Regions from separate parts of the Homo sapiens genome. Here region 1 is linked to region 2. Evidence: chromatin loops called from intact Hi-C (ENCODE). Cell type or tissue: heart left ventricle. All regions are shown on one strand. Each heading gives the region's core, and the rest is flanking DNA. Links, peaks and the distances in the headings are about the cores only. Region 1 overlaps LINC02756 (long intergenic non-protein coding RNA 2756). Region 2 holds the start of LINC02756 (long intergenic non-protein coding RNA 2756).

Evidence for each region. Hi-C counts contacts between places; a loop is a spot of excess contacts. Peaks named below come from ENCODE experiments on the same cell type or tissue, not always from the same donor. Only the 100,000 strongest peaks of a DNase experiment are listed, where the experiment ranks them.
Region 1: a loop joins it to region 2, with 3 times the contacts of the local background. A loop is called at or near these places in 2 of 110 quality-filtered maps.

Annotation. Positions count from the first base shown.
Region 1 is chr11:91,846,743-91,862,460 of GRCh38, forward strand. It overlaps LINC02756 (long intergenic non-protein coding RNA 2756), which reads left to right. Exons shown (of 12, transcript NR_187312.1): 8 at 4,478-4,658; 9 at 9,227-9,316; 10 at 9,594-9,662; 11 at 15,445-15,517. Among named protein-coding and RNA genes, the nearest start is that of LINC02756, 60 kb to the left of the region's middle. In heart left ventricle, for the core only: no CTCF peak of the experiment used is centred there; no DNase peak of the experiment used is centred there.
Region 2 is chr11:91,787,481-91,803,198 of GRCh38, forward strand. It overlaps LINC02756 (long intergenic non-protein coding RNA 2756), which reads left to right and starts at 6,842. Exons shown (of 12, transcript NR_187312.1): 1 at 6,842-6,942; 2 at 7,829-7,932; 3 at 8,521-8,628. RefSeq lists an enhancer at 11,173-11,672. In heart left ventricle, for the core only: no CTCF peak of the experiment used is centred there; no DNase peak of the experiment used is centred there.

The DNA of each region.
Region 1 (15,718 bases), core at 4,973-12,972, 62 kb after region 2:
GTCAGTCCTTTCCCAGTGCAGCTTAGGACATCTTAGAGGAGAGATGCTGAATCAATATTTGATCTTTATGTGGGTCCTGGAAAAGCCCTGAGTACACAACAGTGAGTTTATGCAGAGTCCAAAGCTGCCTTGAATGGAGCCCTGTCCAACTGGGTTAGCTCCTGACCTAGAAGTGAAGCGTGGCTACAAAGCTACTTCTTGTATTTTGCCCAGGGCCCCAGAAGAGTCCAGGACATCTAGCTTTAAGAGGTTATGATATGGCTGTCTTAGGGCCACAACCACCACCTCCATACCGACACTTGGAATTACCTTTTCAGTTACCAGCTCTGAAATGGGTATTAGTGAGCCTGAGATCTAGCCTTAGCTCTGCTGTGTGACTTTAAGCAAATCATTGACTTCTCCTGTCTTTGTTTTCTCTTCTACAGATTGAACTAATTGGGCTAGTTTCCAAAGTTACTTCTAGTTTCATGCTATTTAGAAAAACCAGTATGCTCACATTTAATATTTTAATAACAGGGTACTCATTCAGTCAGTTTGTCATGCATTCATTCAATAAACATTTATTGCACACATACCCCTGCTGGGCACTCTGCCAGGGATACTACTGAAAACAAAACTACTTCATGATCTTTTCACTCTTATGGTCTTTGCCCCTCTTGCTGTCTTGCCAAAGATTCAGACACTAACACAATCACATAATTGCAAATTTTAGGAGTCTTGATAAATGGCAAGGGAGAAGTAGTGGATAACTCCTTTCTGTCCTTCTCAGAGCAGATCAGTCTTGGAGACCTGTATACAATGTTGAGCATTCCATTTAAAGACTCGTGAAGATGAAGTTGAGTATGTCTAGATATGAACAACCTGAGGACACCTCATTGAGATGCTGAGACTGGGCCACATAAAGTACTAAGAATAAATACACAAGAAAGAGAAGATTTGGGAGAGGGGGGTAGATATTTACCAAAAAAATGTACTTCAAATAATGAAAGTCATGTGGAAGAAGGATGAAACTTGTCCGAGATGGTCTCATGAGCTAAAATTATGACCAGTGACTGCAAGTTGGAGGAAAATAGATTTTTGCACAACATAACATATATCACAACCTAAATATACAACAGAACAGGCTGCTTCAGGAAGTAGTGAATTCTCTATCACTAAAACTATTGAAACTGAGACTAGAAGGATGACAATACAGGCAGAGCATATTTAACTATGGTGAGCGAATAAAGGAATGGCTAAATGTATCAATGCATCCTAGGCCCAGAACATATATTTCAGCTTTGCCCATGTAGATGAAAAAAATTACCTATAAAATTCCTTTCATTCTGAAAATCTAGAATTGTTGTATCTACGATTCTAAGAGACATGTATTGCCCCAATAGAGTGCTTTGAGGAGCATAGAAAAGGTGCCCAGCCTAACAGATCTTTCTCACCTAATTGGAATTGCAAAGGACTTCATTTTCTGAATCTATAAAATGGCAACAATAACACTTATTATAGGCTGTGTTCTTCTTATTATTATTATACTTTAAGTTCTAGGGTACATGTGCACAACATGCAGGTTTGTTACGTATGTATACATGTGCCATGTTGGTTTGCTGCACCCATTAACTCGTCATTTACATTAGGTATTTCTCTTAATGCTATCCCTCCCCCATCCCTCCACCCCATGACAGGCCCCCCTGTGTGATGCTCCCTGCCCTGTGTCCAAGTGTTCTCATTGTTCAATTCCCACCTATGAGTGAGAGCATGCTCATAGGTGTTTGGTTTTCTGTCCTTGTGATAGTTTGCTCAGAATAATGGTTTCCAGCTCAGAATAATGGTTTCCAGCTTCATCCATGTCCCTGCAAAGGACATGAACTCATCCTTTTTTATGGCTGCATTGTATTCCATGGTATACATATGCCACGTTTTCTTAATCCAGTCTATCACTGTTTTATAAAAATTAAAAGAGATAACATATGAGAAGTATCCATACTATGGGATTAAATAAATTAATCCATGCAACATATTTGGAATAGTACCTAAGCAGGTATTCATTGTAGCTTTGAGCAATAGTATTTGTTCCTTTTATACTTTAAAGACCACTTTAGATGAAGGGCACATTAACGTGATCATTACACGAACCCTAAGGGAGAAAGCTGGCTGGATAAGGAATGAAAACTTGTATTGTTGAATCAATTGGACTGGAGCTAGCTATCTGAACACTCCCAGATGAGAGAAGTGTCCATAACATCAGACCCAAATGAAAATTCCAGGAGCTTGGGTTTGGATGAGAAGAAATTTTTAAAAATAAAGACAGGTTACCAAAATATCTTCAAATGTTGGTCAGTGTGTGGGCTGAGTGGATCAAGCTAATAAATACATTTGTTGGCTGTTTTAAAAATGGCTTTCAAATCTTTCTTTCCTATTTGTGGTGCTAGTGCCCTTAGGACAGAGAGAAACAACACAGGTAAAAGCAATGAAGCAGGAGCCAGAGACAGCAGGCAGGATCAAAGCAGAAAGCAGAAACCTGACATGATTCCCTAAGGGGTTAGAGTGTAGCTGCAGACCTTGTGGACTCATCCCTTGAGGAAGGAAAGGGAAATGGTGTTAAGCTGGTTGAAACTAATTGTAAAATCTTCCTTTCAGTACCCCGCGTCTGCCTCAGTCCATCCTCCACACCAGAATAATCTTCCAGGGAAACAATGCTTATTATGTCTACTAAAACCTTCAGTGAGCTCCCCATGGCTATAGGATGTAGCACAAGTGCCTTGGCATCAACCAGCCCAGTTCCCCTCTTGGGCTTCATGTCCCACTTTCAGTGTATGTTATCTGTGCTCTGTCATCTGGGCTTTTACACCATCCCAAGACTTTTTGTGGTCTCCCTGCCATTACATGTGCCATTCTGGCCTCCTGATACCATTTTTCTGCCCCACAGATCCACCTCCCCACCCTGTCCTACATAAATCCATCCTTTTTTAAACCCTTCTTTCCTTAAAATCTTGCCATACCACTAGAGAAGCCTTTCTCCAATATTTCCACCACCTGAATGCAATCCCCAAGCTCAACGGGGTTCATTTTTTCCCAGAGAACTTTTCTTCACATCTCTACAGAGTTTTGAGAAAAAGTCAAGTCAAAGTCTCACTTCCCAGATCGACAGTGAAATCTTCAGAGACTATATTATTATATCCTGAGTGCAGGGCAATTAGTAGGTGCAGCTAATTTGTTAAATAAATAACTGATCAAACATTCAGCTTGAACTCCATGGAAGCAAAGATCTTGATAAAACATGAATGCCAACATATCTGCCATAATTCAGAATCTGTCTTATTTGCCCCTTCCCTGTTCTTTCTCTACCTTTTTATGTTCTTTTTACATTTGTGCATTTATTTCAGCCACACCAGACACTTATTTATCGCTTTTGATTTAATTTCTCCCTCCATAGATCTGCTGTGCATGGGCATCTCAGCTGCGAGCCTTATGTTCATAAATATCTGCCGGATGGCTTTCTTGTTCAGATGCCTTCAGCGTGTGAATGGAAACTGTCGACAAAGTCTGCTCAATAAGCTGCATTGTTTGCTCACACTCAAACAGGACTGAGATGTGTCCATCAATAACAATTCACATTGCATTAAAATATAGATGAAAACACATACAAGGAAAATAAACTTCATTTAGACTTAATGAAATTTAACGCATTTTACAAGAGTGTAAAATATTTTAAAAGGTGGACACTTTCAGAAAGAGCTTCTCTGACAGGAATACGTCCCTCTGGTGGTTTGCTATTGGGATACAGGAACAGTTAGTGTCTATGTTCTCATCATTTTATGATTTCGTGTGCTTAAATGGACAGCTCTATTTCTGTATTTTTCAAATGGGCAGCAGCATTCCACAAAGGAAGGAAAAGCCACAGGCACATCTCAGGCCTGAAGGATCACTTGGGTCTTCGGTGCGCCAAGTCTTAATTGCAAGCTCATGTTAATGAGAGAAGCAGGGCAGGCAGGCAGGGGTCGAATTAGAAGAAAGGAGTGCTTATATGCCATTCAGACCAACCTCACTCTCACCTAATTTAGAAGTGGAGCTGTTTCTGGCTTCCCCTAGTCCGGATGAGCTGACATGTGGATTCCCTATTAACTGTTGCTGCCTGTGATTTTTGTGATTTAAGAGAGGAGCTGACTATGTTTTTCACCACATTAATAGCAATGAAACATATGATGAAGTGCCATGCTCTTTTCTGGGTCCAGCTGCACTTCCAGCCAGACTCTGTGGATTGAGAGCCCCGCTTGACTTAGTGTTCAATTTCTCTCCCTATAGATAGTATTGCATGGCCAGCAGCTCTCTGCCAGTCTGGAGCACAGAGACCCAGTCATGACCACACTGGTGACTGGAAGAGAGATAAATGCAGGCTTTGCAAGCCACTAGGTGGATTTTCCAGGAAGACAGAAGCACTATTGTAATTCCTAGCCTCACTAACTTATTTTTTTCTTAATGTTAGGATTTAAGAAAGTCTTTGTGGCTGTGGTGGCTTCAAATCACTCCCGAGGCTTTAGAAGAATATAATTGCCGTTCTAAGAAGAATCTGAGGCCTCTAGGAGATCTGCCAGTAGTGGCCCCAATGTATAACAGCACTAGCTCAGTGAAGAGAGAGAGAAAAGATCTGAAGAGAGTGGTTGCAGGTATTCGTAGGGGTTTTCTCATACTTCCTCTTGTTTCTGGTGCATAACAATTCTTTATGATTTCTGGATGTTGCAGTAAATGAGGCCTGTGTAAGGGTTTTTATTTTTTGGTTTTGGTTTTGTTTTAAGGATCTACATATAATCATCTATGCATGTGAATGTATACACACTTATACATACATACACTTGTGTGTACGTGTATTTCTTCATGGGTGACAGGAAAACCAATGATCTTTCCAAACAAGCTTATCATTTTCCTTCAGCATACTTCTAAGGGTTGAAATTACATTGTGGCCTCATCCATTTCAGTGACTACAGCCTGAGTCTAGCCATGAGAACCACTCAAACACTTAACATGTCCCAGCCATGGACAACACAATTGCTTTGTCATGCTTGTTACTGTAAAGCCTGAATAAAGAGAAACAGAGTCTGAATCCCTCTCTTCATATTTCTTGAACTTTTTGTTGCACAGAAAGCAAAAGATCAGGCTGACGTTTCTAGAGAAAAGTGGGTAGGTTAGTTTGATGGGGCTTCCATGGGAAAACAACACAGACTGGGTGGCTTAAACAACAGAAAATTATTTTCTTACAACTCTGGAGACTAGAAGTCCAAGATCAAGGTGTCAGTGGCTTTGTTTTCTCCCGAGGCCTCTCTCCTTGCAGGGGGCCACCATCTCCCTATGTCCTCGCATGGTCTCTCTGTGTGTGCCTGGGCTATCTCTTTCTCCTTTTGGAAGGACTCCAGGCCCCATGTTATTAGCCTTATTTTAGCCTCACTACCTCTTTACAGATCTTATCTCCAAATATATTCTGCAGTAGCAGGAATTTGGACCCCACATAGGAATTTTGGGGGACATAATTCAGGCTATAACAGTAGGCCTCCTCAGTGAATATCTCTACAAACATTATTATCAAGATTTTATTCAACTTGGGGCCCTCAGCTTCCAGAGGCTCTGCTTTTTGACAATGATATGCTTATTTAAGTCATTCTGTGGATGCCCTGTTTAGAATAATAGTCACTGTCTGTTGTTCATGGACAAAACAAAACAAAAGACCAGATCTGAGGCTTAACTCGGGTTACATTTGGTAAGGGGAATATGCCAAGTAGCATCATTTTTAATGAGACCTTCAGAAAACATTGCACGTGACTAAAATAAGGTAAGAAATGCCAGCCTTCCCTAGTATAAAATTGGAAGAGCTCTCAGGGCTGCATTGCTCTGACTCATTGAAATTTCTTCATCTGTCATCATATCTGCTTCTTTACTCCCAATTCACCTGTGCTACTATAGAAAATAACATATTTAAAAACCCTTCTGCCACTTGCCCAAGTCTCCCTCAGACATTCAAGGTTAGATATATGCACGATTGTTAAATAAGTTACAAAAGACTTCTTGGGATATTTCATCACTTTAAGATGTTTTCCTCCTCTGCAATTCCTTAATCATAATAATAATTATCATTACTAATGTCATAATGATAAAAACAAAAGCAGAGCTGCTATTATCAAGTTACAAGAACTTTGCTAAAAGCTTTGTATTTATTATCCCAATTAATTTTCACAACAGCCCTGTGAAATATGGACTATCAGTATTTCCATTAAGAGGATGAGAGAACTCAAACTCTATTCATCATCAAGTTCTTAACTACTTATTTTCTTCTTAGTCCTGAATCTCTCCAACTCCTGATGTCCAGCCAATCAGTCCTCCACTGTATTTGGTTTGGCAACTCTGGTGCTGATTTTAAGCATGTTCTAGGTCATAATTGCTCAAAATCTCTGACTCCCCTAACACGATCCAGCCCAAAGTCTAGGCTGGTCCTCTGGGTTGGTATTTTGCTAACCTGCCCCATCTCCACACCTGGGAATGTCTGAAAGCTCAAGTCTTATTAGGGTCATTTTTAAAAAGCCCTGCAGTAGCTGAGTTCAAAAATAATTCTGATAAATGAAGATGCTTTTCACCATTTAGGTTTGAAAAGCGTTGCTATAAAAATGTGTAAGATAATCAGCTGATTAAATTTTGTGTATTTCACCTTTCTACCACAAGTGTCTAAATTTAAAAAAAAAAGAGCAGAATCTTTTACAAGGGCCAAGATATCATCAATAAAATAAAGACATTATTTATAATCTTAAGGCGCCATGAGGGCCCTTTTTTTCTCTGAATTCTTTCCAAAAGGAATTATACACCTTGTGTCCACACCCTCAACAACTCTGATACCGCCTTTTTGTGAAGACAGCACTGTGCTGCTGTCTAATAATTTCAAGAGATATCATACTGAGCATTTTCTCACCAAGAGACTTAAGATCATCTTCTTTCAGGACAACCTGATTGACATTGTGACCTCCTGTTTGTTTGCTTGCTTTTTGGCTTATGACTTTTTTTCCTTTGTAACAGAAGTGATGCCATCATTCATTCTGAATCCAGCATCCCCTTGAATTAAGATAAAGTCTGAGGCCACCTTTGTGACATGGAGTTATGCAGAGGGGCCTATATGTCAACTAAAAATCCCTACTTCCTTTCTCAGTCTAAAAGAACTAGCTAAAAACTGTATAAGAATTCCATCCATTTACTCCATTCCAGTCACAGAGCAAATTCCAAACCTGGGCAACTTTGTGCTTGCTAATTGACTTTATTCAGTATCTTGATCTAAAGGTTGACTGAAGGTGGAGAAGAAAAAAATACGAATTTATACAAATGACTTAACTGCATGTAATACAACACGAGGCACAAGCAAGCTCAGCATACACCAGGTGCATCGCAGATGGGGGAGTATTCCTTATTGCTAATAAATTCAAGTGCATGTCTTCAGTGGAAAAAGTAAAAATGCAGGCCCCATTAGTATTAATGTAGTTACTTACCTCACATCTATACAGACTTTTTTTTTGCATTATCCCAAAGCTGGTAGTCATAGCATGCACATTTTGCATCATTTTCATAGACCCTCTTGTCTTCCCACACACATCTATGAAATGTCCACTCACTCAGAATTTAATTATTATAATGCATTTGTCTCTTAACAAGTAATCCAGTACCTATAAATCAATGCTGGGCACCCCAAACTGATACAGGATGTGCTGTTGGAGTCTTGCTCTGCACATATGGCTGGGATAATTCAAGAACAGAAAGAAGCAGGCTGTGATTCTGGCTGATTAGAAATATCCCCACCCTACAAAACCAACATATATACTATGTTCCAGATACTTTTCTAGGTGCTTATGTTATTTCATTTAGTCCTTGCAATGACCGAATGGGAAAGGGATTATTATTATATCATATTACAGATGAAGAAATCAAGGCACAGAGAGGAACAGTAACTTACCCAGGGTTGCCACTGTGACTGGTGGACCTGTGACCGAGCTAGGGCCACCTAACTGTGGAGTTTGTGTGTTGACCACTCCAGCCTATAGAAATGGGCCAGGACAGAGTCACTACTCATCTGCTTGGAGAGCCTCATGCTCAACAAGACATGAGAGAACCATTCTCCCAACAGAACATCTGAGCTATGTTCCTAAATCTGTCACCGACTTGATCCAAGACCCTGGGAAATGCCTCTTAAACTCCCTGGTAATTAGTATTGTTATGTGATTGCATGGTGGGAGTGAAACTATTTGGACAGCAGTAAACACTAGAGCAGTAAAAAGGGTCATGTGTGTTACTGTTGTTTATAAAAACATAAAAGTTATGGAGAACATTTTCCTTTCCATTTTCTCAAACTTCATGTATTGTCCAGCATTGTCTTACCCTTATTAATATGTCACTAATATTTTCCTGGAAATTAATCTTTCTTTTAAGAAATAGGGTCTCATTCTGTCACCCAGGCTGGAGTGCAGTGTGCGGTCATGGATTGCTACAGTCTTGAATACCAGGGCTCAAGCCATCCTCCTGCCTCAGTCTCTTGAGTAGCTATTACTAAAAGTGTGCACCACCACATTCAGCTACTTTTTTTTTTTTTTCTTTTTTTTGGTAGAGAGGTGGTCTCACTTTGCTGCCCAGGCTGCTCTCCAACTCTTGGCCTCAAGCAATCCTCCTGCCTTGGCCTCCCAAAGTGCTAGGATTACAGGTGTGAGCCACCATACCCAGCTGAATTTTTATATTAAATAATTAATCAAGTTCCATTGTAAGAATGTCACCTAATCACCATTAAAATACATACAAAATAAGTAAATAAAATGAAGTTACCCAGATATCACTTAAAATCATCTCACATACCACAGAGGAAAATATAGCTCTTCCTGATAGTCTACATATATAAAATTTTCATATTTTCTTCCTGCCTTGCCTTGTCTTTTTTTTCTTCCTTCTTCCCTTCTCTTCACTAATACTTAATGAGTATATTCTATGTGCCAAGTAGCTTTCTATAACTAGAGAGAATCCAAAGTAAGTCTCTGTTTTCATAAACCTTTCTTCCCGCCATGAAAATAATCAACAAATAAACAAAATTTAGCACTGAATAATGTCAGAGTTTCTAAGGAAAATAAAACATGGTAAAGAGGCAGAGAGCAGAGCAGGTATGAAGAGATCTTCTCTGTCCCATCCAGATCACTCTCAATTATTTTCCACACCCTTTTTCCAGTTTGAGCTCTGTCAATGGGACAGTCCTGGGCAGGAGACTGGGGAGAAGAGGCGGCTTGCTGGTTTTCCTGAACCACTTCCACCCTGAAAGGTCAGTGGATGGGGGACTGGGTCTCAGCACTTTCAATTCTCTTTCTGAATTTTGGGGCTTAGGACCCTGACTGCACGGGGAATGGAATTCTATTCGAGATGGGGTGATCAGGGAAGTCTTCCCTGAGGCCCTTTTACTTTTTCTTTAAATCAGAGAACATTACAAGACACCAAATAAGATAAACACAGGCTTTTGGTAACCTACAGCTCCCTTAGGGCCATCTGACATAAGAAGATTTTGGAAATTCAAATCAGATCTTTTTTCTTTTTCCTTCTAGACTCCTTGCATACAATCATCAGAGAAGAACCGTGGGAACCAAGAACCATGAGCAGGAGAACCATGAGCAGTAAGCACCTACAGGGACTGTGGAAATGGGAGAGACACTTGGACAGAAAAGCAGCTGAAGATGGGATGAGAAAGCAGACAAAGGAGGGAAGTGCTTCTGAACAGAGTGCCAGTCTATGGTGCCCAGAGCTAAATCCTCAACTTTCAAATCTGTGAAGACTGGAGATTCTTAATATTTGATGATCTGGTTTATCTGCACATATAACTAGCATTATGTTACCCTCACATTAAGTTATATTCTTAGTTTCAGTTTTCCAAGAAATGCTGCTTGAAACTACAAACATCGTTTAAGTATTTTTGAGCTAAATGTATTCTCTTTTTAATACTCTTGCTTTAGTTTCTCTTTTTGTTTAATTTTTTATGGCTGGAAGAGTATAATTAATTCAACATGGTTGCTTAGAGAGACATTTTCCAGGCCCCACTAGGCATACTGTAGTCATTTATTCAAAATTAGGCCTAGGGAATAAGAATCTCAAGTAAATAATTTATTATATTTGATGTAAATTCATCTAGATTTTCTGACTTTTCTGAAAAATATATGCTAATGCCCTTAAACTGTATGAAATATTTGTAGTATACTTCTGGAATATCTTTATCACCCCACAACTTTGTTTAGACAAATACCAATTGGAACTCAGAAATTCAGTGTATTACTCTGAAAGTGTGCTCATTGGGCAAGATTTTTTAAGCCTTTTGGACTTTAACTGGAGCATAGTGAACTGCACTTTCTAAGATGTGAGAAAAATATATTTTTCATATTATTGGTATCAGAAACTTGTCTTCTGGGAAGCCCTTCACCCCCAAATGGGCCCTAACTCACTTCAACCACTTATGGTTTATCTGAAATTCTAAAATGTATGTTTTGCTGAATTCTGATATAGCAAGAGCTCTTTATTTTTCTTAAATAACTACTTTGAAAGAATGATTTTGCAATCCTATAACTAGTACTTATTACTTCAGATCATTCTAACATGACTCATAGATTAAGTCCTTGCCACTCACTCAACTTTTGGCAAGCATGAACATCACCTCCCCAAAATCTACAGAAATGTTTATACATGCTATGTTAACTGTGGGCTCTTCTGAGGATTGACTGGAAATTCAATAATATATGCGTTTTTTTTTAGCTTGGATTCCTATAAATTAAAGCAAAAATAGAAATTGTATTTATAGAATAAATGAGAGTTTACTGTAAGAAATATGACAACAAAAAAATATTTTTGTCATGTTTCTCAGTTTAACAAAATACTGTTAACAAATGTGCCAATGTTTCTCTGGGCAGCTTATATTTTATCTGAAAGTTGTCATGTAACTAAGTAATCAAAGAAAATGTGTCTTTGCTTAGCTCAGACTTTAGAGTTGGAAGGGGCCTTAAAAATTAATTGCATAAACTTTTTTATTGACAAGAATGCCCAGAGCTTGAACAGAGAAGTAAGTTAGCTAAGAATGGTTTAATCTTTTCTGAATTCATACAGAGGCCCCCAGGAGCTTCTTTCTCTCTGCCCTCCTTGCTATGCTCCTCTGAAACTTCAAGGAGGCTAACTGAGATTGGCCAGGCCAGGAAAAGTTACTGCCAGGAACGTTGGAGATCTTCAGCGACCAGAAGAAAGAAAGAAATTATTGAGGTTGATATTCTAAGGAATTAGGGCCCAGTAATTACTGCTGGTCATTGTCCCATCAAACCTTAACAGGGTTCCACAGTTGCAGTCACTTCCTGCATGAATCTGATTCGCTGCCTGGAATTTAGATACATAAACCAGTGTCTTGTTTGGCCTCCAGTGCTTCTACATGTCTCTGTGCTGAATGGTCACTGTACCAAAGTACCCACCCACAGGGACAGATGGGGCTGAATTTTACTTAGCCCAACCCTGCCACTCATCGAGCCTTGCTCTGTGGCATACCAACATGTCATACCACCCAGTGAAACAGATACCACTTTCTGGCCTTACAGGAGAATTACCCACTCATTGAATTATCCATCTCCCCAAAGGGGGTGCCCTAATGCACCTCTGTAAGTCATGTGGACTGGTGGCATTCTGGATACTTTACCATTTGAATGTCTTTTGGAAATCTGCTTTTCAAATGGGTAGCTTAGCTAGATGACCTTCATTAACAATAACTCTGACTTTTTAGTTCTAAGAGCAACAGAGAGGGCACCTATTCCTCCTTTATGCTAATTCTTCATAAAATTTCTACAGAAAGATTTAGCCAATTGGCAGCACATACAGGGTCCTCTGTGGTTATTATGAGCAGTCACCCTTGAATTTATAACTGGGAGCCATTTTTCATATTCTAATAATGATCAGTTCTATGCAATACATATACTATGGCATTTTCTTGAAGAAGGTGCTTTTCCAAATCTGTGCCCTTGGATATGTTTTAAGGCTTCGATTGAGTTTTGACATTTTCATGTCTTCATTAGTGAATTCCAGCAAATCTCTTCTCCTTGAAACCACTGCCTGCTCCCACCACCTCTCTCAGAGAGCCATTTGCTTACTGAAGGTTTAGGGCAAATTTTATTACTCTGGACAATAAAATAACATCCATTATTCTTACATATCCTCCCATCATATTGAGAATTCAAGTTTTAAAAAATTTTACTTAATCTATTGACTCATAGAATGTTAAGCCTGGAGTAATGAATATTAATAAGGTACCACACCAATAGGCAGGACATTGTGTCCTCCATGTTGGCCACCAAGAAGCTGCACTTTCCATTTTCCCTTCCTCTCCCCTTAGCTGAGGACTATGTCTGACACCCAGCAGGCCCTCAATGGACAGACAATGGATAACACAGTGAGTGTAGAAAGTAACTTCTTTTTTATCAATGGCACCTTCAATAGTCCCAGTGTAAAACTGGAAGCATGTGGCACAATAAAACACATGGGAACAACAGAAAAGATCAGGAAGAATTCTCAGAGCCACATTCTGGGTGATACCAAGCTCTTAACTCTAACACTTAACTGTATCCCTCTGTTTCTCCAACTGGACCACAAAGCCTGTAAAGTGATTCCTGTCACTAATCTTGGGGATCCAAAACTTTTCCCTTTACATCTACCATTCTCCCCTTTCCCACAACCTAATAAGCCTCATGAGTGATGACCACAGCCTTGCTTTCTTCTGTTTTCACCTCTACTTAGGTCTCCAAAATCTTTATAGTCCAGGATCTACTTACTACAATCTGTTGGAAGGAAATACATTATTGAGTTAAAGCAGAGATCTCAACTAGTTGAGTAAGGGTGTTGAGAAATGAGGTGGAGGAGAAGAAAATGAAATAAAATTAGTAACAGATTATTGTCTAAGATCCTTTTAACATCTTATTTGGAATCAATGTGAGGGTCTGTAACACTAGGCTTCTGAGTCCCTTCTTTACCAGAACTACTAATGTAGTCTGCAAAGTAATAAGTGCTCCATTGGCCTGAGGGGATTTGTCCTGCTGCCAGACCTATCACCAAGAAGGCATACAGGCTTTCTGAGTGACTAAGCACACTCAGCAGATTTTATTAATGGTTGTGATGACTATCTACATAATTCCCCCCACATATAAGATTTTTAAGGGCACCTGTGTGGAGACAATTCTACCAATTTCTTTGGTAATCTCTTTTTCTGGTCGTGTAACCAATGTAAGCAGGGGCTTTCCCACATGTCTGAGATAAACTGGCCTGCTGAAGCTCAGCCCCTTTCCAGAGAGTCTATTCTGGCCCCTCCACTTTCCTCTTCCACATGGACTTAATAATCTGATTTACTGCACTTTACTTTCATGGGGGTGTAGGGGTCTCTGAACCAGCCAGAATAATTGATGACCCTCTTTCTCACCTGAGTTCTGAATAAATTGAGAAAAGAATAAAAGATGGCGATCAAAATATCCTTTTATGACCACTAACAGCTAAGGCAGAGGATGCAGCCTCATATGACAACTAAACAGGCTTCTTAACAATAAACCTTTGAATAGATAAGACTTATTCCTCTGCCTGCCAAGTCCCAGGCCCATGCAGCTAAGATTTGCAGAATGAGTGAACAAAGAAGAGACCCTGCTCCCTGTGGGCACCTGTTCCCAACAGAAGTTGCTGAGCTGAGCTTTATTCTTCACAAATTTATTAATCATCTGAGGCACTGCCCCCTCCCCTCTCCTCAGGTTGCTGTGTGCATAGGGTGGAGAAGAGCCAGAAGTATTCAGGGAAAATCCCTTCTAATGTAAAGCAGAGGTTGGGAAGAGTCAACGTTTACTTAAAAATTAACCAGTGGGGCCAACTCTACTGAAATAAATTGAAGCTTTAAAACAATTTTTTTTTTTTTGGTCTACTTAGTCATTCCAGGAGCAGTCTCTGCCATTTTGAGGATAGGTGCAGCCATGGGTAACAGTTTTATGTCTCCTTCAGTAATGTTTATTTCTGAACATTCCTGGCTAATTATACTGCTTGGTCAACCAAACCAGGCAGGCCAAGCCTCCAATAAGAGGCTCTGTGAGAATTGCCTGGAGACTTGATTATTCATTTCAGTAGCCAGAAAGTTGATCCTGAGTCGCGGCTGAGTGCAGCCGTCTGGCTCAGTGTGCAGAACCCTGCCCTGGCTGAGTAGTTAACTTGTTCAGAGCCATGTCCTTAGCCTGATTCCAACAGTGCCACTAATTCTCACTAATCCTCCTCAGCTGAGACAGCCTGTACATGACACTTCATTTGGCACACTCATACCTCCATGGTTTTCCAAAGAGCCTGCGGGGAATGATGGCAGGGCCATGGTGATCAGTACCTGGGAATAAGGTGGGGTGAGAAAATGTTATACTGGCATCCTCATCAACATGGTCAGTCTATGTCAGGTGAACATGGAGTGGCAGCTAGAGACTTGTTAGTCATCATTGCTATATGTGCTTTAAACCATATTACACATTTTTTGAGGGCAGAAAGGGACATTATTTCTCCAGTGTTTTCTTTCTGTGACTTGAATGTTTTTTCCATGGAAAAGATCACCATGTGTCCTGGAGGAAACATGGGCCTTAGAGCTTGATGACCTTAAAGGTGGGGTTCAGCCCTCTTGGTGCTCTGGGGGGACATGTACCTTTATCTCATTGAACCTCAGCTTTCTCATCTGCAAAATAAATGCATAATAATTACCCCATGTATGTATGGTGAGTATTGACTGGGATTACACATGAGAAGTGCTCAGCACACCTAGTACTAACACATAGTTGCATAAAAGTTGATCCAACTAAAATTATCTTATGATGACCTACCACATAGCAGAAAAAATAATCTTCAGATACAGGCTTTTGGTATTTTATGAGGCAAGAATTTTGACTAATGAGATTACCCTTCAAATAATACATATTACTCTAAGTTTCTAGGATATAATTCATTCTTTCCCCTTCTCTGTTTTCTAATTTTGACTCCCTTTTGATAGCATTAACCTAAAATGGTGTCATTTTACAACAAAGACAGAAATGGAAGTCATGTAAAGGTCAGGTTTCTACAAGGGAAATAAGGGAATAGAATTGCCTGCTTAAGAACCTGCATGAAATGAGATGCCATCTCACCCCAGTTGAAACGGCTTTTACTCAAAAGACAGGCAATAACAAATGCTGGAGAGAATGAGGAGAAAAGAGAATCCTGGTACACTGTTGGTAGGAATGTAAATTAGTACAACCACTACGGAGAACAGGTTGGAGGTTCCCCAAAAAACAAAAATAGAATCACCATATAATCCAGCAACCCCACTGCTAGGTATATGACGAAAAGAAAGAAAATAAGGATATTGACGAGATATCTGCACTCTCATGTTTATTTCAGCACTGTTCGCAATGGCCAAGATTTGGAGGCAACCTAAGTGTCCATCGACAGACAAATGGTTAAAGAAAATGAGGTACATATACACAATGGAGTACTATTTGGCCATAAAAAAGAATGAGAGCTTGTCATTTGCAACAACATAGATAGAACTGGAGGTTATTATGTTAACTGAAATAAGCCAGGCACAGAAAAAGAAACTGCATATTCGGAGTAATTTGTGAGGACTAAAAATTAAAACAATTGAGCTCATGGAGACAAAGAGTAGAAGGATGGT
Region 2 (15,718 bases), core at 2,700-10,699:
ACACAGTGGCAGGCACATATAAAATATTAAATAAATGTTTGTTAAGTTGAATTAAAACACATTACAGGCCAGGCGCAGTGGCTCATGCCTGTAATCCCAGCACTTTGGGAGGCCGAGGCAGGTACATCACCCAAGGTCAGGAGTTCGAGACCAGCCTGACCAATATGATGAAACCCCGTCTCTACTAAAAATACAAAAAAATTAGCCAGGCATGGTGTTGTGCACCTGTAGACCCAGCAACTTGGGAGGCTGAGACAAGAGAATTGCTTGAACCTGGTATGCGGAGGTTGCAGTGACGGAGATTGCACCTGCCCTCCAGCCTGGGTGACAGAGCTAGACTCTGTCTCAAAAAAAAAAAAAAAAAAAAAAAAACACATTACGTAGAGGGAAGGAAAATATATTTTAGTTATACATTTAAATAAATACAAATAAAAGTACAAAAGACCCTTTAACTGCCTCTCTATTTTAAATATATTTTGTAACCCCGATATTAAGAGAAAACATGGAGGTGGAAAGTCAAAGAAATATTTGCTCAAATCCTTCTCCTTTATTAAAAAGTTATATGATTCTGGATAAAACAATAAACATTTAAATTCTCAGCTTTTTCTTCTATTAAATTGAAAATCATATCCAACTCATGGAGTTTTTAAGAATATATATATAACTTATAAATTACATAAAAAATTGTTATATGTATTACATATATAAGATACATATACAAACATACATATACATGTAATGCAATCATGCAAAGCTTAACATGGAGATACATTCTGAGAAATGTGTTCTAGGTGATTCTGTCACTATGTGAACACCACAGAGTACACTTACAGAAACCTAGATCGTGCATCCTACTACATGCCTAGCCTATATGATATAGCCTTTTGCTCCTAAGCTACAAACCTGTACAGCATGTTACTGTACTCACTACTATAGGCAACTGTAACACAATGATATTTGTGTATCTAAACATATCTTAACATAGACAAGATATACACTAAACATACAGTATTTTATACTTATGAGACCACTATCTTATATGTGGTCCATAATTGACCAAAGGTGGATATACGGCACATTACTATATATTTAATATGTAAGATATATATCATATATGTAACATATAGTATATATCACATATGTATTACACATTACACACATATGTGATATATACTATATATTACATATTTTTATCATAAACTTATGAGTATTATTTTCTGTATCATATATAAATATGAAATATATGTATGTCACATATATGTGACATACATGTTATATATAAGGTAATCCGTCTATGTATTAGTTTTTGCTGCAGTAACAATCAACTGTAAAAATATCAATGACTTATAAAAACAAATGTTTATTTCTTGCTCTTTTTACATAAGGTCTGCAAGAAGTGTGCTGCAGCTCTGCTCTAGACTGCAGGTGGGTGTAGACCTATTCCATGTTTCTTTTAATCTAAGACCCAGAAGGACCTGCTGACTCATGGAAGAGGGCAAAAACACAAAAGTACTGGTAGAAACTTACAATGTCTCTAAAAGCTTCTCACATTCTATTTCCAAAGTTAGTCACATAGCCAAGCCAAAATAAATGAGTCAGGAAGTGTACCCACCTACAAAGAAAGTGGGTAATATAATTATTCACAATTATATCACCAACCACCATAGAGATATTTTTAAAAATTTAATTTCCATTTCTGTTAAAAAACAAACAAACAAACATTTATGGTATACTAGCTGTGTCCCATATATTGTGCTAGTGGCTGGGAATATAAATATGAAAAGTTTTAGATCCTGACCCTAAGGAGCACAAAATATCATAAAATGATATTTTTTAGAATCTCATCAGTCTAATACTGTTGCATCCCAAGCTGTATAATTCATTGAACAAAATTTTCTATAGTTAATACCTGTTATAAAGTACATGTATGTATACATATATCCAGTCTGGGTGACAGAATGAAACTCTCTCTCTCTCTCTGTGTTTCTCTCTCTGTCTTAAATAAATGTTTATTAAGTTGAATTAAAACACATTACATAGATGGGACAAAAATACATTTTAGTTCATATACATATATATACATACATCTATATATGTGTGTGTATGTGTATATATACATATATATAGAGAGATAGATAGATAGATAGACAAATAGATAGATAGATATAGACAGACAGAGAGAGAGAGACTCACTCTGTCACTCAGGCTGGAGTACAGAGGCGCTGTCATGGCTCACTGAAGCCTCGACCTTCCCAGGCACAACCGATCCTCGCATTTCCACCTCCTGAGTAGCTGGGACTACATGCATGCACCACCATGTCTGGTTTATTTATTTATTTATTTTGTATTTTCTAGAGACAGGGTTTCATTATCTTGCTCAGGCTGGCCTCAAGCTCCTGGGCTCAAGCGACTCACACACCTCAGCATCCCAAAGTGTTGGAATTACAGGTGTGAGCCACGGTGCCCAGCCTAAAGTATATATTTTTTTACTAAGTTTTCTAACTTTAATATTTTTGCTTATCTGAAGAAAATTATGTTGCTGAAAAACCATCCAACATTAAAGATGAACAGTCAGTATCCAAGTTAAGAACTGAATAGTCACATTAGCTAGTGCAACTTTTATATATTCCACATTTTCAATTGCTATCTTGTTAGAAGTTTGTGGTCCCATCTGTTAAATATGGCCATATTAAAACTGACATGAAAGAGTCTCCAGTTTGTTATTTTCTGTTTATAACTTTTAGCCTAAATGTTGTTCATAAAATACACTTTCTTACTTAAATTCTTAATGAAAATGTATTTTTAAAAACCCAGAAAGCTGGCAGAACCTTTCTGCTAATTGAAAATGTGGTCAGGTTTTCTATGAACTTTCTGTCTGAAAGCAGCGCTGAGCTTGGAACTGCACATGTGTATTTTTGCACACATGCAAAAACTTTTAGCAAAAAAAAGTTTTAGACAGGTCTTGCATCAAATTACTCAATTTTAAAGGTTGCCATGGAAACAGATTAGCCCTCTGGAAGTGCAAAACCATGCTTGAGTCTAATGCAAAGAACAATCCATAGTATGAAAGAGAAGAACAGCTGGGAGCTGAGGTAGTGTCAGCTGACATGTCAGACAGTAGCCAGACAAAGTGAGCCAGGCACTGTCTGGGAAAAAAGGGGAGTGGGGGCTGGGGACGCAACTGAACACTGGCTACAGAGTGAACAAAATGGCCCAGCTGTTCACTCTCATCATAACTAAGAAAATATAGAGAATTCCAAGGACGAAGATTAAATTTACTAAGAGAATGAATATTTAAAATAAAATGGATTGCCCAAAGCAGCCTCCACCAGATGCTTTTGACTAGAAAGTGCAAGCAGGACTCTTCGTGGTAGGCCCAGTATCCTGGTTGCTAATGTGTTTGGGATATAAAAACTGAGTGTAATCTCTCTCTTCCTGGGATATTGCCCTTCTTGCTTTGTGGCTGTTGGAAAGTTGCTTTCTTCTAGCAAGTTATCATGTAGCACTTCTCTTCTTGCACTGTCCCGAAGGGGAGGGGCAATTCCTAGACTGAGATGGATTCAAGGAGGCCTCTCATGTACATGGTATCGGTAGCATGATTTGGAGGAATGGCCTGGGAGACAAAATGTCTGGAGTCATCTAAGACACTTGTTTTCTCTGAGTTGCAGTTGTTGAGCAAAGGTAAGGCAGTATGTTTCAAATAAGCTGAGGTCAGAAAAGATGTTTTAGGAAACAAACAGGTTGAAAGACACTGTGTTTTTGAATCTTGAGGACTCACAATCTTATCTTGTAAGTCCTCACTTGATGTCATCAAAGGGTTCCTGGAAACAAAGACGTTAAGGGAAATGACGTATAACAAAACCAATTTTACCACAGGCTAATTGCAATAAACAAGATGTAAGTTTCTACAGCATATTTCTCATCACAAGACCTTCACCAAACTTCTAAGTAAAGACGAAAAACACTCTTAATATTAAATATTGCAAGGTGAGATATATAAGCATTTTTAAAAGATTAATAAAAACAAGCAGGATAATTAGTTAATAATATTTTCAATTAATGATCATGAGTTGCCAGAAGTGCCAGAGCCTATCCTGGTAGCTCAGGGTGAGTGGCAGGAACCAACCCTGGACAAGAGGCTATCCCATGGAAGGGCACATTCACACACACACATACACTCGCTCAGATGAGGACCATGTTAGGGACCACATCACATAATATAAACATCTTTGAGATGTCCAAGGAAACCAGAGTACCTGGAGAAATCCCACACAGATGTGGGGAGAACTTGCAAACTCCACATAATAGCCCTGGCTGGGAATCTATTTTTTTTTATAGCAAAACAATGTTGAATAAAATGATGTTATTCAAAGATCTGCTATATGCTAAATTCTCTACGAAATCCCAAAAAGGAGGAAAAGCTGTCAACTACGTTTAATCCAATGTTTCCTTCATTATTTGGCCACAGAAAACTTTTATCACTTAACACTTGTTAAGATTCCACAGTGATGGGACCTTACAGTTCACTTTGGAAAACACTGGAATAACTGTTCCCAAGGACATTTTCAGCTGTGAAATCTGCATTATATTCCATATTTTTCAACTTTGTTGACATAGGGTCAATGCCGGAAGCTCAACCTTGGCTAGCACCTGGAAAGGAAAGATTGACTATCTTTCAAATCATCATTAAAACACAGAGGGTAGCTTCTGTTTCATATATAAAGTATGGTCAAGTAGTAACTACAGGCAAATTATTTTTAAAAGTGGGTGCTCCCCTGGCCTCCAGAGTGTAATTAAAATGCAAGGCAAGTTCTTATCCACAGGCAGCATCAGGATAATGTAGTTTAAAAATAGCATAAAGAACAAACTCTACAATCTCACAGTTTAAAACTTAACTTTATCACTAATTAACTGTGTGCCTTCGGGCAAATAATTTAACCTCTCTAAATCTCAACTCCTTTTTTCTATAAAATAAAGATAACCACAATGTTCACCAACACAATACCTGACAAATAATAAGTGTTCAATAAAGGTTAGAAAAAAAAAATCAGTAAAAGGAAATTAGGAGGGCCTCAGAAAAACCAGGCAACTTCCCTAAACAAAAAAACAAAAACAAACAAGCAAACAAAAAGAATCATCCTTAGGTCAGGCCTTTTAATGACATCCCTATCATTTTAAATTAAGAAGGAATAATATCTAAAGTTAACTGAGTCTAAACACAAAAAAGGGGGTTTCTTTCTTTAGTTGTACCTTCCTGAATACTTAGGTGATACTTTTTCCAAAATACAAATACAAGCATGTCATTTGCCTACTTAAAACCTTGCTGTATCCTAGGAAGCCACTGCCTGCGCAGTGACTCATCCCACACATTTATCTCTACAACACAGCCCTAGCCCTAGCTCCAGGTTGTGGATTTACTTGTGATATTGTAAATGTACCCTGTTGTGTCCTAAGTTGATGTCTTACACTAGTTGCTCCCTTAGCGTGAAACACCCTTACCCTCACTTATCTGTTTGTTCCTTTATTCCACCCCTGGCTCATGTCACCTCCTCTATAAGCCTTCCCTAATCATCCCCCAGTTCCTGACTCACCCAAGTTCCTCCAGAGAGTTGGCTCTGTCCTCTGGGTGCCCTCATAGTTCACTATAGTGTCCCTGGGCTGCACTGAAATGATTTGCTTCCTCACCAACTTCCCAGCTCCAGCATGCTTCGTGCTAGAGACGCCATTTGTCTTTGTGTCCCCAGAGTCTCACAGGGCTCTGGGCAAACATCTGTTAAAGGAAGGCATGAGGATATAGGGAAATGTTTCTGGAAACTGTTTTACCAAACAAACACTGTTGTGGCATGGAAAAGGTATTTTTTCCCACCAAATGTTTTGTTTTGTTTTTTAGCTACATACTAAAACAAACAAACAAACTTGTATACCTCAGGAACCACAAGCAAAATTAGGGTGCAAATCACAAGTAGAAAAAAACAAATCCGCCACAGACATGAGAGTTAGTATCTTTAGCTATCAGAAAAGGCAAATGTAACAAATGCCAATAAATACCTTGCTCACCTTCCTCAAATGATGGGCTTTAGGATAGTGAAGGGTACTGGTTTCAGTTAGAAGGTGGTCTGGCATTCTCAGATAGGACTCTGAGATAGGATCTGGAAACCTGACGGTACATTTCTTTTTTTCTCTTTTATTATTATTTTTAGTTGACACATAATAATTATACACATTTATGGACTACAGTGTGATATTTCAGTATGTGTATACATTGTATAATGATCAAATCAGAGTAATTAACATATCAATCACCTCAAACATGTATCATTTCTTTGTGTTGGACGTTTTAATGTTCTAATAAGGATCATAGTGGAACTTGAGGCTCTAGAGTTGCCTGTGTTTAAATCCAGGTTCCACTTCTTTCCAGCTCTGAAAATGCGAGAAAATTTTTTCACGTCTCTGAGCCTGTTTCTGCTTCTGTGAATAACCATACACACTCCAGTCCTTAGAACAGGGCCAAGCATATAGTAATGTTACCAGTGGAGGTTCTTGACTACGAGTTGTCCAGGTTCTTGGTGTTTTGAACAAAGAATTGAACAAAATGCACAAAAAAAATGAAGGAATGAAGTAATAAAAGCATAGAATTATTGAAACAAAAGTACACTCCACAGACTAGGAGTGGGATTGTGCAAGTGGCTCAAGAGAGCTAGTTACAGAATTTTCTGGGGCTTAAATATCCTTTAGAGGTTTCCCACTGGGTATTTGATTACACCCTACATAAAGGAAGGAGTGGCCCACCACGTCATAATGGTTGTGGGAGACAACCAATCAGAGGCTGAAGTGAAGTTACAAAGTTACACAAGAAGAATTGGCCCTTGACCAGCCTGATTGGTTGCAGGAGGGGACCAATCAGAGGTACCTCCCATTTTTCATCTGCAGCCCAATGCAAAGGTAACTGATCGTTTTGTTACTTGGGTGTGGAGAGGTGGGGTTTTCCTTTTGATTCAGTTCTAGGAATTCAGCGTGAATCAGCCTTAGGTTCCTTGTCTCTGGACCCTATTCTCCTGCCTCAGTAACTGCTTGTTAATTGTTATTGGATCATTTTACTATTATTTGCATCATTACAGTATTTGTTGTTGTGGTTGTTACATAAAGTTATTTAAGTGTGGTGCCTGGAGCAACGTGTTCATTGTGTGACCTTAGCCCAGGGGAATCTCACACTTTTTTATATGTAACAATAGCAGAGAGGAGGGTTGGAGATAACACAAAAGATTAAATACGATAATCTCAAAATGAAATCATTTGTAAACTGTAAAGAGCGATTAAGTCGTTAGTTCGATATTGTTTATCTTATTTAAACTCAATTAAATAAAATTTGGCCCGTTTGAACCTTCCTCCAGGTGTGGCCATTTGGTTGGGGACCAAGTAATATAAATAATGTGAGCTAATTAGAAACTATAATTGTGAAAGAATTTCTGAAACCTTTCGTAGACTAAGTTTTCAGTGTGGAAGCCTACGAATTCTGCAGCCTCAAGACTACTTATTTTCCCAGATGGCATTCCAGATATACCTAAACTTTTGCAAAACCCATCCTCTTTAAGATGATGGGTAATTGAATAAAAAGAATGAAACTGACTCTGCAAATATCTGGTTAATACATTTACTCACTGCTCAGTACTTCAGTAATATAACAGTGAGCAGAAGCAGGTTGAAGGAGTAAGTCCTGAAACTTCATTCACTAGCAAATGGCTGTGACCTTCAGAGAACCACAAATTGGGAGTGAGTCCATGTATAACAAGCCCTTTTTTGGTTTGTTTGTTTTTACTTTCTCTTTCAGTAATGACATGGATCTGGAGAGATTCTCTTAGGAGAGAATCTGGCTAAGTGTCTAGCAGGATGATTGATTAACAAGATGTTTTGTTTTCATCATCTCAGAGATAAGTACAACTATTCTGTCATCTAATCTGCTAACTCCTACATTATCAATACGGTAGTAATAAATTATGAATAAACATAAAATATACAGAGATAGAAACTGCAAATTTATTTCAGAGAGCACAGTTAAGGGACTGATTTTATTATTTACACTGAATTATAAGCACAATTATTTCCTCCAACTATAACCACAGAAAGCACTTTAAATTAGGATGCTTGGGCTGAACAGCCCAGAAAATCTACTAGCCAGAAATTGAGATGAGCCTGTGGATAGAGTTTTAGGTCATGCTTCCAGTTCACATTCCAGCAGAGATAAATGTGAGGCCTGGGCAGCATTTAGGTTTTGAGGTTTTTCACTCTTTGTTTTTTCCTTTGACTTTTAGCAGTAGCTAGCCATGATGAATGACTATCAATTACAATTAGGGTTGCCAGATAAAATATAGGGCTTCACGTTAAACTGATTTTCAGATAAACAATAAATAATCATTTAGTATAATTTGGCACATATACTAAAAATTTGGGTTATACTAAAAAAATTCATTGTTTATCTGAAATTCAAATATAATTAGACCCTCCATATTCTTTTTTAAACAGCTGTATTGAGGTATAATTGATATGCCAAATAACTGGACACATTCAACTTGTGCAATTTGATGAGTTTGGAGATACACATACATCTGTGAAACCATCACCAAAATCAAGGTAATACATATATCCATCACCACTAAAAGTTTCTTCTTTCCCCTTTTTTTGTTATTTTGAATTTTGTGGTAAAAACACTTACCATGAGATGCTATTAAATTTTTACATGTACAATACTGAATTGTCAACTAAGGGCACTATATTGTAGAGTAGATCTCTAGAACTTGTTCATCTTAAAAAACTGAAGCTTCAAACCTATTGAACAACTCCCCATCCCCATCTCTCCCAGGCTCTGGCAACCATCATTATACTCTGTTTCTGTGAATTGGACTATTTTATTTATTTTTTTTTATTTTTTGAGAGTGAGACAAGGTCTCACTTTGTCACCCAGGCTGGCATACAGTGGTGCAATCATGGCTCACTGCAGCCTCAAATTCCTGGGCTCAAGTGATCCTCCTGCCTCAACCTTTCAAGTAGCTGGGGCTACAGGCATAACCCATCATGCCAATTTTTTTTTTTTTTTTTTTTTTGTAGAGATAGGATCTTACTATGTTGCTCAGGCTGATGCTAAACCCCTGGCCTCAAGTGGTTCTCCTGGCTCAGCCTCCCAAAGCACTGGGATTATAGGCATGAGCCACCACACCTGGCCTGGTTGAACTATTTTAGATATTTCACCATGATTGCAATGGTACAATTATAGCTCACTGTAGCTATTAAGCCAGTCACAGAAGACCAAATATCTCACTTACATGAGGCATAATCACATTTAGCATAACGTCTTCCAGATTCATCCATGTTGTTGAATTTTTATTTGCCAGCTCTGACAACCTTAGTTACAATCAATTTATGAGAAGGAATTATCTGTCTCCCTACATACATTTCCCAGTGAGGAGAAAATAAGTGATTCCCTCAGACACAGAGGTCCTAGACAGCCCCACTAGCTACATTTTCCTCTTCCAAGTACAGAAGGAAATAGCTCCTTTAATGTTAAGAAGGTACCAGTTGCTTCCTTTGCCTGACTAAACTTTTTTCCTGCCTTCCCCTTAACTCTTATTTAAGTGGGAGGAGAGAATGGAAAGGTGATTAAGCATTTCAACCCAATGCCAAAATACACAATTTGCTAAGCAAATGCTTGTAAAAGAGAGGCTTGTAACAGAAAGAAATTGTTCATTAATTTCCTTACACCCTTTTCTTTTATTAATGATTAATCTATTTTGGCAGTTAGCAGAAAACACTTCCCTCTCTTCTAGGGTATTTCTATGAGTCATATTGGAGGGAAAAACAGAGGTTTGGGATTCATACAATGTAGTTTCAAATTCAGCCTCCAGGACATACAAGTTATATGAGCTCTATTTCTTCATATTTTTATCTGTAAAATGGGACAATAACACAGTAATCACCCTTACAGAACTATTGTGAGAGTTAAATGGTATGAGGTACAAAAAGACACAAAATTTTGGGTTGGGATTTTCCTCCTCCTTCTCTTTCTGAATTTTTAGAAAGCTTTGAAAGGTTTATTCATCCTTTCATCTTTTTATTTTTTTAAATATAAAGAGTCAAGGCACTGCCTCCTCTTCTCTCCACCAAGTGTATTTCCCTTGGCACTGCTTGAAGGTTCAGGATTATCTGCTTAGGAATCCTGTCTGTGATCTCTATTTATAATCACCCTTACCTTCACATGTGTCTGCCATATAAACTTTATCTTTGGGGTAAGAATACTTGTAACTTCAAATCTGTAGATAAAAAAATAGTCTATTTTTATAGATGCCTAATACTTTTTGGAAGAGACCATCAAAAATTATTAAGTCACTCTCTGAGTTTGGAAGTAATGGTTAATGTTCACTAAATGTTATAAAGCTGTGAATGTTTCCAAATTTTGAAATATAAATATGCATTATGTTTATGATAAAAATAAAATTAATTGAGTATCAAAATATTAATAAGTTACTAAAGACCTCATAACCAGTCAGAGGCAGAAACAAACCTTGAATTTTGTTCTTCTGACTACAAATAGGGGCTTATTTCCTTCTAGTATGCTGTCTCCTTGGTATGTTCCACTTGCCCTGGTGATCTTACAATGGATAATAATAAATATTCAAAAGTGAACAAACCCTGTCTTCCCCAATAGATCATAATGACCTTGAGAACGGGAGCCATGCCCTGTACTTGCATAAAATGGTGTCATCTAGATCCTAAGTGCTTATCAAATGTTTATTGACTAAATGATTTCCTACTCACAATAACTTTTCATTATCTTTTTAATGGCCATGGTGGTCTGTCTGGAGTGGCCACTGCGAGGACACCATAAGCAGCGGGGTAGGTGCAGCCAGGGCTGCGCACTCTATAGAGCCAACGGGGCCCAGAAATAGGTGATCCCGGCAGGGGGCCTGCACCCTACCAAGTTGGGAGTGGCAGAAGCCTGTGCTCCCAGGGGTGACTGCAGCCACCCAGCTGTGGCTCCAGACCCAGGCCTCCCTGTACTCTCAGGGGCCTGGACAGTACCCTGTCCCCATAGGCTTGGAAATGCTTGCTTCCAATCCCTGGCCTCTTCCAGCCCCTGCCTCACAGTGGAGCGAAGTTGTGGACACGTCCTGATAACTGAGCCTGGGCACTGTCGTGACCTGACCGGGTGTGCATGTGGTTGGGGCAGCACTGATATGCCAGCCTCCCCACTGCCTCTGCCCCCTCTGGAAACTGCTTCTAAGGCTAAAACTTTGAGCACCAACTAGCACAAGAGTGAGGATGTGGCCAGGGGTGGGAAGGCCTGAGGGTGGCTCTGGGCCTGCAGGCACCCCTCAGCACAGCCTGTGCACTGTGGACAGCATGTTGATGGTGGTGGGAGGCAGAGAGGTTCCTAGGTGGGAAAGTGCAGGTCCCCAGTAAAACCCAGCCTTCCAGCCAGGGACAGCCTGAAGCCTGGGGGCTGGGCTGCCCTTTCCAGGTGAAGTCCGCAACCTGGAGTGATAACTTTCTTGATGCTTTTCAGCCAATCGATTGGTGCTTTCTCTGGGCCCACTCATAGACTGATCAGCACACACTTTCTCCTGCTTATGTGACCAATCAGCACACACTTCCTCCATTCTGAGCCCATAAAAACTCTCAACTCAGCCAGACTCAGACAATGGTTGGGACTACCTGCCTGTGGATAGGAGGTACCCACTTCAGGTCTTCTCTCCACTGGGGAGAAGTTTGGTCACTCAATAAAGCTCTTCTCTGCCTTGCTCACCCTCCAGTTGTCTGCTTAACCTCATTTTTCTGGGATATGGGACAAGAACTTAAGAACCACCAAATGGCAGGAGCAAAAGGAGTTGTAACATGTTCCTGGCTGACTTGCTGAGATGTAGGTGGACTGCAGAAGTGAAGAGTATTTACTGTATTAGTCCATTTTCATTCTGCTGATAAAGACATACCCAAGACTGAGCAATTTACAAAAGAAAGAGGTTTATTGGACTTAGAGTTTCACATGGCTTGTGGGGGGGCTCACAATCATGGAGGAAGCCAAGGAGGAGCCAGTCATATCTTACATGGATGGCAGCAGGCAAAGAGAGAGCTTGTGCAGGGCAACTCCTGTTTTTAAAACCATTAAGATCTCATAAGACCCATTCACTATCACGAGAATAGTACAAGAAAGACCCACCCCCATAATTCAATCATCTCCCACCAGGTCCCTCACACAACAAGTGGGAATTATGAGAGCTACAAGGTGAGATTTGGGTGAGGACACAGAGCTAAACTGTGTCAGTGAGCCTTCTGGGGGCCCACACCTTGGGATTCCCGAAGCCAGAGCTTAATAATATAGACCTCCCACCCTTTGCCAGTAACAGATGGCTGCCCCATATGACAAAAAGCAGCAGCAGGGCCAGGCCAGCCCAGGAGCCATGGGCCAGAGTGGGATGGTGAGACTGAAAGAGCTGCAACACAGATGGGTTGAAACATGCCCCTCCATACATGGTCCCTGCCCGCCCCACCCCACCCCCTCTCCCCGGCTGGCCAGGCTGCAGACAACAAGAAGAACAAGAAGGAGAGAAGAGCTGTGGCCCTGCTGGGAACCCAGATCTAGAGGATCCCTGAGCCAGGGTTGTAACATGTTGTAACTTGTAACATCCTCTTTGGGGCTCTGCAGTTCCTGGCATCTCCAAACTTTCAGGCATCACTGTGTTTCCCTCATCCAGATGCTGGTGCCTGCAGTGGAGGCTGCTTGAAATACATCTGGTCCAGTCACAGCCTTGATTGGGGCCAGTGCCTGTGCCAGCACCTGGAGCTGCCTGCCCCACCACAGCAGCCAGCGTGCCTGGCTGTGCACAGAGGCCAGACCTGTGCTCACTCACTCACACGCCCCTCACCACTCTGTGCCTGGCTCACCCTTGGCAGGCATGGGATCTCGGCCAGTAGCACGAGCCAAGCACAGCCTGCTGGGCCAAGTGGGTAAAACGAGCCCAGTGGGTGCGAGCAAGACTCAAGCAGAGGCACCACCAGCCGCCGAGGCACCACCAGCCACAGAGGTTTCTGGCTGGTGAAGCAACACCTGAAGAATCCTATGGCATTTTCCTGACTTTGAAATTTACCCACTTAGTCAAGAAAATATGAAGCTATTCATTCCCTTTACTTGTCTAGCAGAATATTTCCACATAGAAGATTTTAGTCTTTGTCATCAAGACTGCGTAACATTTAACACTCCACCACATCAAAATGCTACTTACACATACATAATAAACACTCAGAGAGGAATGCTGCCTCAGACATCATCTTTTCTTCACTCTGTCTAAAGCATGAATGTCCTTAGATGTTCATTCAAAATTAGTGCCAGGGAGTGCTATTTGGCAAGGCCACTTAGAATATAGTAATTAATTAGAATGCATTTATTAAATTAAGCTGAAACTATCCTCTCTAACTTTCACTGATGATTCATATATAAGCCACGTGGACTCAAATAAATTCTCATCCTTTCTACTTTAGAACTGCTTTTGAAGTGCTTTTAGATATATTTGGACCTCCTAAATATTCCTTTTTCCTTTCTTTTGGCTGGATATTTTTTAAAAAATTAAGCCCCCTCCTCAAATTCTAGAACATCCAACTTTTAATTTCCTGCCTTGCATTTGATATCTTACAGTAATGTGAATAGATGAGTAAGGGTAATATCAACTGTAACAAATGGATTCAAAAAATATATAATGTCTTAAATACAATAGAAGTTTATTTATCACTCATGTTATTGGTGGGCAGCTCGTTTTGACTTGGTGTTATGGACAGCTAGGAGGTTCACATCCCTTGGCTCTCTGATCCCCCAAGGTTTCATTATTATTGTTTGCATCCAACAGATAAAAGGAGACAGAAGAGTGTGGAAAAGAAATATTACTTAAAAACTCTTTTCTAGATACTCATCACTTATGTTTACACTCTAAGACAAAAAAAGAAAAAAAAAGAATCAATCACATGGTTATCTCTGAATGCAAGGAGGCCACGGAGGACAACCCTGGGAAAGATGGTCTCCTCTTTGGTTGTCACTTCCCTGGAACAACCTTACATTATCACTAAAGGGGAGAGAAAATTGTGTGTGTGACAGTAACCTTATCTGCCATAGTGTGAGGGTAGATCAGATTTAGCAACCAAGTAGCAAAGTGCCAGAAGCCTCAGGTTAACAAGAATTTCTCCTTTATAGGTCGTCTTCTCTCTAAGCCCTAGCTGTGCCACCCTCTCCATTATTCTCACCCTCTCCCGTGACTTTCTACTCTGATCAATTAAAAGACTCACCCAATATTTTGTGTGACCCTATGAAAGGAAAAAAAAAACACTGCTGATTATTCTGACACCGTTCTTTCAGAGCACAGTGACTGTATGATATATCCCAATATCTGAAGTTTTAAAATTGGGGAAAAAAAGCATCTTAGAATCACAATGTATGGTATCTGCTGTCTTATACAAACACATACATGCGCACACTGCAATGCATAGCTTGTTCTATTTTCTTTCTCCTATTTCAGAACTTCCAGGTATTACTCCTTTAATCTAATATACCTAAAGCTCACAGGAGATTGTTTTAACAATCTGGGAATCTCTCAATCACAGGACACTTATCTATCATGCCCCTTGTAACATGTTGTTACAAAGAGTGTAGCTCAAAACCTTGCTTTTTGAGTTTTCTGAATCAGTCTGAAAATCATACTCCTTGTAACACAGTATGAAACATACTCCTTGTATCTCAGTCTGAAAATGATACTCCTTGTTACAAGTCAGCAGAGACATGAAGGACAGGAGAGGCAATGGAGTCTCCAAGGCTCTAGCCACACCCAGCATACACTGAGGGAGACAAAACAAAAACAAAAACAAACAAAAAAACACACAAAGAAACGATTTTCTTTGTATTACCCACAGTTCTCAACTTTATTGATATGGATTGAAACTTAAAACTAGAAAATCTTCTCCTCTTTTTTGTAAAGAGAAGAGAGATGAGTACAATTAAATTCCCGGACTTTTCCTCTCACCAAGTCACCATTTCACTGTCCAGCCACACCAACAGTTCAGCGCTTTCTTGGCAGTAGAGGCCAAAAGCTTCCAAATAGACTCTGAAAGTGGCTACGCAGCCATGACAAGTGACGAGAACCCCTTGTTTCTGACAGGAAAACAACTCAGGAGCTGCTTGCCACTTTCACTGGGGCCTTTTGGAAAGCCTGACTTCGATGGGCCCTAGGGGTGCATTGTTGAGGGGGGAGATGAGAGAGCTCAAGAGGCTTGTGGAACGTGAGCCATGGCTTTTGAAATTACTTCTTCCTGTGGGCTGATTTTGCAGTTTGATTTTACTTTTAAGAGAGGAAATATAGAGCCAGTCTCTAACACTTTAACTCATTTGCCAGAAGAAAATCATATCAGAAAGCAACAGAGTTACCCCAAAGGCCCTGGAGTGGGTGGGGGGTGGGAGAATCAGAGGCAATGGGGGAGGGAGAAGAGAAGGAGAAGAAAAGAGGGGACTGTGGAACTGCAGCCCAAGAAAAACCTATAAACCTTTAATCCCTTATGCACTGCAAAGTGATTAAACTCACCTACCTCACACCTGCCTTAGAAAGAATGCAGATATATGGAAGAAGAGAATATTTGCAAACTGCACTTTGGACCCATGAAAAGTTCATTTGGAATTCAGAAGGCTGATCCCACT